Regions from separate parts of the Homo sapiens genome. Here region 1 is linked to region 2. Evidence: read pairs that join two places in POLR2A ChIA-PET (ENCODE). Cell type or tissue: IMR-90. All regions are shown on one strand. Links, peaks and the distances in the headings refer to the core of each region. The heading gives the core; the rest is flanking DNA. Region 1 has its middle 14 kb from the start of AKT2. Region 2 overlaps PLD3 (phospholipase D family member 3).

The links. ChIA-PET counts read pairs that join two places held together with the same protein. Peaks named below come from ENCODE experiments on the same cell type or tissue, not always from the same donor. Only the 100,000 strongest peaks of a DNase experiment are listed, where the experiment ranks them.
Region 1: POLR2A ChIA-PET joins it to region 2 with 16 read pairs; 7 of 35 experiments call an interaction of 5 or more read pairs at or near these places.

What each region holds. Positions count from the first base shown.
Region 1 is chr19:40,296,904-40,302,275 of GRCh38, forward strand. It overlaps a transcript of C19orf47 not described here and the pseudogene RNU6-945P. Among named protein-coding and RNA genes, the nearest start is that of AKT2, 14 kb to the left of the region's middle. In IMR-90, for the core only: no CTCF peak of the experiment used is centred there; no DNase peak of the experiment used is centred there.
Region 2 is chr19:40,362,938-40,368,309 of GRCh38, forward strand. PLD3 (phospholipase D family member 3) reads left to right here. Exons shown (of 13, transcript NM_012268.4): 2 at 2,781-2,993; 3 at 3,482-3,573; 4 at 3,673-3,747; 5 at 3,836-3,978; 6 at 4,759-4,942. The coding sequence starts at 3,547. Among named protein-coding and RNA genes, the nearest start is that of MIR6796, 4.2 kb to the right of the region's middle. RefSeq lists a silencer at 5,009-5,174. In IMR-90, for the core only: no CTCF peak of the experiment used is centred there; a DNase peak (open chromatin) is centred at 2,914; H3K4me3 peaks cover 879 bases; H3K27ac peaks cover 797 bases.

The DNA of each region.
Region 1 (5,372 bases), core at 215-5,214, 66 kb before region 2:
ACCCTGTCTCAAAAAAAAAAAGATAAAAGTGGTGCACTTGTAGAGGGCATCTCCATTATAACCTTATGAGACCACCATTATCTATGTGGTGCATTGCTCATTAAACATCATTATGCAGGAGATGACTGTATGCCTAAAACTGCTAGAAATATAGGAAGTAATCCAAATGCTTTTCAAGTTCACATGACTTGGGTACATCTTTGGTAAATAAAACTAGTTTAATATTGTTGGTTTAATGAAAATCAGCTCTGTCTTCTGACTTACAAAAAAAATTAAAACAAAAACAAAACCCAAAAACCTTATACATGGATTTCACTTATGGTCCTTGCTTAGATGATGGCTGCCTGACATGCATTTGATGTAAAAATGGTGAATAGTGGGGACAGGCACAGTGGCTCATGCCTGTAATCCCAGCACTTTGGGAGGCCAAGGTGGGCAGATTAGTTGAAGTCAGGAGTACAGGACCAGCCTGGCCAACATAGTGAAACCCAGTCTCTACTAAAAATACAAAAAAGTTAGCCGGGCGTGGTGGCTCACGCCTGTAATCCCAACACCTTGGGAGGCCGAGGTGAGTGGATCACAAGGTCAGGAGTTCAAGATCAGCCTGGCCAAGATGGTGAAAACCTGTCTTTACTAAAAATACAAAAATTAGCTGGGCATGGTGGCGGGCATCTGTAATCCCAGCTACTCTGGAGGCTGAGGCAGAGAATTGCTTGAACCCAGGAAGCGGAGGTTGTAGTGAGGCGAGATTGCACCACTGCACTCCAGCCTGGGCAACAGAGCGAGACTCCGTCTCGGAAAAAAAAAAAAAAAAAAAAAAATTAGCTGGGCGTGGTGGCGGGCACCTGTACTCCCAGCTACTCAGAAGGCTGAGGCAGGAGAATCGCTTGAACCTGAGAGGCGGAGGTTGCAGTGAGCTGAGATCGTGCCACTGCATTCCAGGCCGAGCGACAGAGGTGACTCCGTCTCAAAAAAAAAAAAAAAATAGCCGGGTTTGGTGGTGCACACCTGTAATCCCAGCTACTCGGGAGGCTGAGGCAGGAGAAAGAATGGCTTGAACCCAGAGGCAGAGGCTGCAGTGAGCCGAGATAGAGTCACTACACTCCAGCTTGGGTGACAGAGTGACACTCTGTCTCAAAAAAAAAAAAAAGAATGGTGACTAGGGAAATGACTTGGGAGAGCTGACTTTGTCTAATGTCTCATGAAACTTCCATGACTAATCTAAGCATAATTGTTAAGAACATGTGAAATAAATAAATGTAAGTAGGATCAAAGTTGATAAATGAACTTTTCAACAACAATCGTGCTTTATGCTTTAACCCAGGAGGCGGAGGTTGCAGTGAGCTGAGATCATGCCATTGCTCTCCAGCCTGGGCTATAAGAGTGAAACATTGTCTCAAAAAAAAAAAAAAAAAAGAAAAAATAATTGTGGTTTATAAATAGCTCTTTAAAACGGTTTCCCAACCTCACTGATAACAACACCCTTGGATGGCAGATATTAATTAAATATCCAGGTCATTTCCAAATAAAACAAAATACTAAAGCATTCATTGCTGAACACAGACACAAGTTTATTTACCTTTGGCTTCTTAAAATTTATAGAAAGAAATAATATATTTGGGTCCATAGGTAAACATGTCCTGTTTCATACTGAAAAACTATTCTGCGAGAAAACACGTTTCTAGAAATTATGTGTCTTCACAAAATGTTAGCTCATGACAGTTCAAAATCGCTTACTTCCTAGGTTTCGCTGTAGAGTTGCTAAGACTTAAAATTCTCATATATAATTATATAACTACTATAAGTGACTCTGTATGCAAAGTGTACAAGGAAAGTAAGATGTTAGTGAGGTATGAAGATGTGGGGGGGTTTTGTTGAGGAAAAATAACTTAGTCTAGTTTATAAGTTGTTGCAGAATAAAGGAAGGAAGAAAAGATACAGGTAAAACTGAATGCATATAAAAGTTGGAAAGAGAGAATCTTTTGTGGTCAAACTGACCAAAATTGAGTGAATTTATTATGTCTTAAAAATGAGAGTGAATTTATTATGTCTTAAAAATGAGCCCTAATATCAAGGGTACATTGATGCAAAACTAGAATTTGGCATTATCTTTTAAAATGCAAGATTTTCTTGTAGTATTGATAAAAAAGAGTGAAAGATTTTCTTTTTCACCTTTTAAGTAATCTGCCTTAAAAAATTATGTCTTATCAAAATAATTTTCTCTTTCATGTTATCTTTTATCAGGCCTTCAATTACTTTCCAAGAAAATAAAATCCTATTAAGAGAGCTAATATATATATTTTTACAACTATATAACTTTATTTGCCTTCAAAGCCTTTTAATAATTACCCTGGTGATTATGAAATGAATATTAATAAATATTAAATGCTCATTAAATACTTAAATCATAAAATATTAAATGATTATAAAATGAACAGTTGATTAAATAGGATCCCAGATCACTATATAATTCAATAATCACTCTGGTAACCAGACTAATTATTAGTGACCTAAATTAATAGTTACCTGAGATCCTATTAATCAAATTTTTCCTTTTTTCTTTTCTTAATTTCAAAAAATATGGAAGGCCTCATGAATTTGTGAGTTATCCTTGCACAGGGGCCATGCTAATCTTCTCTGCATCATTCCAACTTTAGTATATGTGCTGCCAAAGCAAGCACTCATCAAGTGTTTTAAATCTTTTTTTACATTTTTGACAAACTTCCTAAAATCAAATTCTAAATTCAGTCTTTTGACCTTGAATTAACTTTGGAATTTGCCAGTTGAGCCCCTGGGAAAGCTCAAAAGATGTGTTTCTCACCTCGAAAAAGAGAGACATTAGCCAGGCACGGTGGCTCACGTCTGTAATCCCAGTACTTTGGGAGGCCGAGGCAGGTGGATCACCTGAAGTCAGGAGTTTAAGACCAGCCTGGCCGACATGGCGAAACCCTGTCTCTACTAAAAATACAAAAAAAATTAGTCAGGCGTGGTGACGGGCACCTATAATCCCAGCTACTCGGGAGGCTGAGGCAGGAGAATCGCTTGAACCCAGGGGGCGGAGGTTGCAGAGAGCCGAGATCGCACCATTGCACTCCAGCCTGGGTAACAGAGCGAAACTCCATCTGAAAAAAGAGAGATATTAGACTAATTAGGCTTATTTGAAATGTTAAATTAAATGGGAAACATTGTCAAATAATAAATGATGCTAAACGTTTATATTTATGAACCCAGGGTAGGAGGTGATGAGGGTGATAAAAAACATTTTTTTAAATAAGTTATATGGCCGGGTGCAATGGCTCGTGCTTGTAATCCCAGCACTTTGGGAGGCCAGGGCAGGTGGATCACGAGGTCAGGAGTTCAAGACCAGCCTAGCCAACACAATGAAACCCCGTCTCTACTAAAAATACAAAAATTAGCTGGGTGTGGTGGCAGGCACCTGTAATCCCAGCTACTTGGGAGGGTGAGGCAGGAGAATTGCTTGAACCCAGGAGGCGGAGGTTGCAGTGAGCCAAGATCGCACCACTGCATTCCAGCCTGGGCGACACAGCTAGACACCATCTCAAAAAAAAAAAAGTTATATTTCTGGATATGTTACTGATATGAATGTTCTAAAAATTATGAGATTCCTAGAAATCTAATGTTATAAGTCATAATTTTGTTACTATGTTAACATGATATATGCCACAGAAATAACCAGGTTTCCTTGTCAATTGCTGGTTATAATGAACTCTCATCAGATTTTTTAACCATGGCCATTCTGTCTTGCTCATCAATAGTGTTTTGGTTCTTCTCTAAAAGCATTTGCAATCAGCTATTGCCCCAAATTGCTTCTTCAAGATTCATGGAAATGACTCTGACAAGTAGTCTGGAATAGAAGGTCCTAATAAACTTATGATTATAACATTGGACTGGGTAAGAATTTCCAAAACTCTAGTGGAAAAACTGGACTCAGAAAACTGCTGACTCGACTAGGTGTGGTGGCTCATGCCTGTAATACTAGCACTTTGAGAGGCCCAGGCAGGCGGTTCATTTAAGGCCAGAAGCTCGAGACCAGCCTGGCCAACATAGAGAATCCCGATCTCTACTAAAAATACAAACAAAACAAAAAAATTAGTTGAGTGTGGTGGTGCACACCTGTAATCCCAGCTACTCCAGAGGCTGAGGCACGAGAATCGCTTGAGCCCGGGAGGTGGAGGTTACACTGAACCGAGGCACTCCAGCCTGGGTAACAGAGCGAGACTCTGTCTCAGAAAATAAAAAGAAAAAGAAACCCTGCTAACAACATCAGGAAGAATAAGAATTACATGGGACTGAGCTGACAGATTATAATTTTTTTTTAATACCTACAGTATTATAGTGCCATAGGCATAGTTTGATGGCAAGTCCCTGGCTTCATAACCTTGAGAGGCTTTTATTTATTTATTTATTTATTTATTTATTTATTTATTTATTCTTGAGACAGAGTCTCGCTCTGTCGCCCAGGCTGGAGTGCAGTGGCATGATCTTGGCTCACTGCAACCTCCGCCTCCCAGGTTCAAGAGATTCTTCCTGCCTCAGCCTCCCGAGTAGCTGGGATTACAGGAACCCACCACCATGCCCAGCTAATTTTTGTATTTTTGGTAGAGACGAGGTTTCGCCATGTTGGTCAGGCTGGTCTCAAACTCCTGACCTCGTGATCCACCTGCCTCAGCCTCCCAAAGTGCTGGGATTGCAGGTGCGAGCCACCGCGCCTGGCCTGAGAAGCTTTGCCTGGCCAACATAGAGAAACCCATCTCTACTGAAAATACAAAAATTTGCTGGGCATGGTGGCCCACGCCTGCAGTCCCAGCTACTTGGGAGGCTGAGGCAGGAGAATCACTCCAACCTGGGAGGTGGAGGTTGCAGTGAGCCAAGATCACTCCACTGCACTCCAGCCTGGGTGACAGAGCAAGACTCTGTCTAGGAAAAAAATCTTAAAAAAAAAGGTCCAATCTGGGCCAGGCACAGTGGCTCATGCCTGTAATCCGAGCACTTTGGAAGGCCGAGGCAGGTGGATCACTTGAGGTCAGGAGTTGGAAAACAGCCTGGTCAACATGGAGAAACCCCATCTCTACTAAAAATACAAAACATTAGCCGGGCATGGTGGTGGGCACCTGTAATCCCAGCTACTCAGGAGGCTAAGGCAGGAGAATCGCTTGAACCCGGGAGGCAGAGGTTGCAGTGAGCCAAGAACGTGCCACTGCACTCCAGCCTAGGCGACAGAACAAGACTCCATCTCCAAAAAGCAAAAAAAAGAATCTTTACAATCAATCATTATTCTTACTGCTCTTACATAAATAATCAGGCCAAGTTTAATAAGAGACCAACCTTATTTTGCAACAAATTGATATTTT
Region 2 (5,372 bases), core at 191-5,190:
ATGTTCTTGTAGAGACTGGGCCTTGCTATGTTGCCAAGGCTAGTCTGGAACTCCTGGGCTCAAGCAGTCCTCTCACCTCAGCCTCCCAAAGTGCTGAGATTACAGGTGTGAGCCACGGTGCCAGGCCTTTCTCCTTATTTTTGGTTTATTAGTGACCATCCCAGTTCTCCAGCCCTGACGCTGCCAGCCCTGTTACTTCAGATCTCCATGCCCCACCTTGCCTTCGGTTTTGTTTTTCTTCATCTTGGCTTCCCTAATTTCACATTGCCTGCTGTTCCAACTCCATATTCTTCAATAAAAATATGTCTCACCAAGGCCTTCAAAGAAAATTGAAGACAAGCATTTCCTGCACTCCCTCCTGCCTCCTCCACCCACAATGTTGTGGTCAACCGCCTCTAAGACTGATGTTATCTTCTGCTTCTCCTAGTGACCTCTGGAGTTTCAAATAACCTTAGTCTGTTGCTGTTTCTTGCTAGATTTGTTTGTTTGTTTGTTTGTTTGTTTGTTTGAGACGGAGTCTCGCTCTGTTTTAACCCAGGCTGGAGTGCAGTGGCGCAATCTCAGCTCACTGCAACCTCTGCCTCCCAGGTTCAAGCAATTCTCCTGCCTCAGTCTCCCGAGTAGCTGGGATTACAAGCGCCCGCCACCACGCCCAGCTAATTTTTACATTTTTGGTAGAGAGAGGGTTTCACCACATTGGCCAGGCTGGTCTTGAACTCCTAACCTCAGGTGATCCACCCACCTCGGCCTCCCAAAGTGCTGGGATTACAGGCGTGAGCCACCACACCCGACCTGCTAGATCCTTTTTAGGCATCCCCATTTGTCTTCCTGCCATGAAAAGAGGGGATCTAGCATGTTCTACCCTCGCCAGTCTGGGATCTGACATTGGTAGGGAGGAGTTTGCAAGTTATCCCTACAAATCTAGGTTGGATCTTGGAGTAAGGGGAGCACCTAGCTCTGAGAGTTTTCTTTTTCTTCTTTTTCAAAAAAGAGTAATGCGCGCCCCTGATTTTTTAAAAGGTAATGAAACTGGTGACGCCTGTGTTTGCTTTATAATTATTTCTCAACCTACACCGAGATATTTTCTATACTTCTCTGAAAATAGCTTATGTTTCACAATTTTAAAAAAGAAAATAGGCTGGGCACAGTGGCTCATGCCTGTAATCCCAGCACTTTGGGAGGCCAAGGCAGGCGGATCACGAGGTCAGGAGTTCGAGACCAGCCTGGCCAACTTGGTGAAACCCTGTCTCTACTAAAAATACAAAAATTAGCTGGTCGTGGTGGCAGGCGCCTGTAATCCCAGCTACTCGGGAGGCTGAGGCAGGAGAATCGCTTGAAACCACAAGGCGGAGGTTGCAGTGAACCAAGATTGTGCCACTGCACTCCAGCCTGGGCAAAAGAGCGAAACTCCGTCTCAGAAAAAAGAAAATAGGGGCCAGATGTGGTGGCTCATGCCTGTAATCTCAGAACTTTGGGAGGCCAAGGTAGGAGGATCACTTGAGTCCAGGAGTTCAGCCTGGGCAATAAGCAAGACCCCGTCTATACAAAATTAAAAAAAAAAAAATTAGCTGCGGCTGGGCGCGGTGGCTCATGCCTGTAATCCCAGCACTTTTGGGGGCCTAGACGGGCGGATCACGAGGTCAGGAGATCGAGACCATCCTGGCTAACATGGTGAAACCCCATCTCTACTAAAAAATACAAAAAAAAAATTAGCCGGGCATGGTGGCGGGCGCCTGTAGTCCCAGCTACTCGGGAAGCTGAGGTGGGCGAATTGCTCGAACCAGGGAGGTGGAGGTTGCAGTGAGCCGAGATGGCGCCACTGCACTCCAGCGTGGGAGAGACAGAGCGAGACTGCGTCTCCAAAAAAAAAAAAAAAAGCAGCTGGGCATGGTGGCACGTGCCTGTAGTCCCAGCTGCTTGGGAGGCTGAGGCAGGAGGATTGCTTGAGCCTGGGAAGTTGAGGCCGCAGTGAGCTATGATCATGCTGCTGCACTCCAGCCTAGGGAACAGAACTCTGGCACTAAAAAAAGAAAAGAAAAGAAAAGAAAATAGGCTTACAATAAAAAGCAATCTTGACCTACCCCAAAATCCCACTCCCTTGAAGACAACCACTTCTGCCCTGTTGCTTCTCTCAGTAATACTCCTTTTCTGCAGTTATCTCTTGACTTCCTGCCATGTGTGTTTGGGGGAGCTTGAGGGAAGAGGGTGTCCCTGTCTCATTGAGAGAGGTGCCACCCTGCCGTGAAAAGAGGTGCCACCCTCTGTCAATTAGGAGAGGAGGGATGAGAGAGGAAAGGGGTCTCCAGTGTATTTCTCCAGCCGGGGCCTTAAATCCCTCTTGGGAGATATGGGATGGGGTGGATCGGAAAATAAATTTTTTTAAATCCCTACCAAAATATCAGCTGGCTTTTTTTAAAAAATCAAATACCAAAATCTAAATAGACTCCAACAGAAAATTCACCATCTCCTCTGACCTTTTCTTCCCATCTCATGCTGTGAACTGTCTTCTGTTGACTTTATCGCTACCTTTCTTCATTCTGTTATTCAACCATGATCTCTCCGTTTCATTTTATAAGCGTTTTATTAATTTCATTTATGTATTTATTTTTGACTAGGTAATGCATGTCCATGGTACACAAATTCACAAGGTTTGTAAATGAGAAAAGACGTGAGGTTCCTTTTGTTCTTTACCTGTGGCCTCCCTGCCCTACACGGGGACTCTAGGGTGGAATGTAGCAAAGCCCATCCACCAGCCATGTACTACCCCCCAACCCGGCCAGGCTGGAGCGACCGTGTCTGGGGAGCCGAGCCCCGCTTCTCGCTGCGGTGAGCCCGGACTGGGGCACGCACTGCGCAGACTCCCCGCTGCAGTGGGCGGAGCTCCCACAGGCCCCGCCCCCTCCTCCCACCCTCGTTCAGCCTGTCCAGACAGAAGCTGGGGCCCACCGGAGGTAGCTGCAGACGCCTGAGAGCGAGGCCGAGGCCCCTCAGGGGTAGGTGGGGGGAGGCTGGCTGGGGGGATGGGCAGCGGGGTGGCAGGGAGGCCCCGATGATCCCTGGCTGAGCTGTGTGGTGTGGGGGCACCTGAGGGCGGAGGAGCCACCTAGAATATACCCCCTGTCCCAGGGCTGAGAAAAGCCAGGCACAAAGACCTGGGGCTCCGCTGACCTCATCCAGCGCTGCCTTTCTTGGGGTGTCTACAGGTTGGAGGAGGGAGAAGGGGGCTGCTAGAGGGGAGCTGCGTGGGTGCTGATGGGGGCAGGGTGGGCACTGCAGAGTGAAGAGCAGGCAGCAGAGCGTTGGATTTTGAGGGATTTCGAAATCCTGCTGACCAGTGACCAGCTTCCTCTTTTTGGGGTGGTGGGCAGTGTGCCAGTGGCCCCCATGATTATGAATAGCCCCAAGACTAATCACTCTTCTGTGATGTCTGTCCCTGGAAAGCGTAGAACACCCCACACAGTGCCCACTTTTGTTCTGCCAGTTTGGAGACCCTGACACACCCACCTTCTCACCTGGGCTCTGCGTATCCCCCAGCCTTGAGGGAAGATGAAGCCTAAACTGATGTACCAGGAGGTAGGTGGATTGGGGGGCTCAGCAGGGTGGAACTGGGTACAGTGGGGGTGGGGGTTCCCAAGAGCCACCTGTCACCCCCGTTGTTGTCCCCATCCCCAGCTGAAGGTGCCTGCAGAGGAGCCCGCCAATGAGCTGCCCATGAATGAGATTGAGGCGTGGAAGGCTGCGGAAAAGGTAGGAGCCCTCCGCCACCCTCGCTCTGTCTCAGAGACAGGCTGGGCTGCCCCCCTCGGGCTGGCTGACCACCTCCTCCTCCCCACAGAAAGCCCGCTGGGTCCTGCTGGTCCTCATTCTGGCGGTTGTGGGCTTCGGAGCCCTGATGACTCAGCTGTTTCTATGGGAATACGGCGACTTGCATCTCTTTGGGCCCAACCAGCGCCCAGCCCCCTGCTATGACCCTTGCGAGTAAGTGGGGGGTGCTGCAGTTGGTGGGGGAGGGGCCTGCCAGACCAGGTACACTTAAGCACACACTAAACAGGGCCTGCACTCAGCCCTACCCAGCGCTTGCGACAAGTGAGGAGGTTGCAGGCTCCCAAGTGCTCGCCCGCCCCCTCCTCCTCCACACACATAGTTTCTATGGCAGCCACAGCGTCATCTTCTGTCAGGCCTGTGAACAGACACAGCATCTTCCACCCACATCTGTGGACCCACACACACATCTCAATACACGACCTTCCTTCCACACCTCTAGACAGACACGCAGAGGATCATGAGTCCAGGCACGCATTCAAATACACACAGTTTTAAAAAATTTTTTTTAAAAGAAAAGAAAAACTCAAATACAGTTTAGCTGGGCTTGGTGGCTCACGCCTGTAATTGCAACACTTTGCGGGGCTGAGGCGGGAGGATTGCTTGAGCCCAGGAGTTCCAGACCAGCCTGGGCAATGTAGTGCGGCTCCATCTCTACTAAAAGTAAAAAAAGTAACCAGGCATACTGGTGCACACCTGTAGTCCCAGCTACTCAAGAGGTTGAGGCGGGAGGATCGCTTGAGCCCAGGGGTTCGAGGCTGCAGTGAGCTGAGATGGCGCCACTGCGCTTCCAGCCTGGGGGACAGGGCAAGACTCTGTCTCTAAAAAAAAAAAAATACAGTCTATCCAACACACCCATGGACGGACAGCTGAGCACTCACCTCCCAGCCCTTGCTCTCCGGCACCGTATGGCTGATAGCATCCCCCACCCCCCAGAGCAGTGCTGGTGGAAAGCATTCCTGAGGGCCTGGACTTCCCCAATGCCTCCACGGGGAACCCTTCCACCAGCCAGGCCTGGCTGGGCCTGCTCGCCGGTGCGCACAGCAGCCTGGACATCGCCTCCTTCTACTGGACCCTCACCAACAATGACACCCACACGCAGGAGCCCTCTGCCCAGCAGGTACCTGCAACCTTGGCCCTGGCCGGCAGCAGGGGCAGGGGGTGGGAGGCAGCGGGGGCTGTGGGGAATGAAGGGGTTTCTCCTGCAGCCCAGGAGACAGAGGGGTGTGTCTCACACAGCAGATTGGACACAGGTGTTTGCAAGCAGCTGTCGTCACGTGGCTCTCTGGACTGGGGGCGTTTGTCACGGTCATCTGTAGGCCTCTGAATGTCAGGGTGCGGGTTTGGTTACAAGGGATTATTAGGCTGGCAGATGTCACTCACCCACAAGCTGTCCTGACCCAGTCACACAAAGAAAGGGAAGAGTGGAGTAATTAACAGCCCAGCCTCAAGACAGGGGCCACCTCCCAGCTGTGTGACCCCAGGCAGGCCACCTCTTCTCTCCAGCTTCAGTTTCTTTATCTGTAAAATGGGGCCAATTTATAGCACCT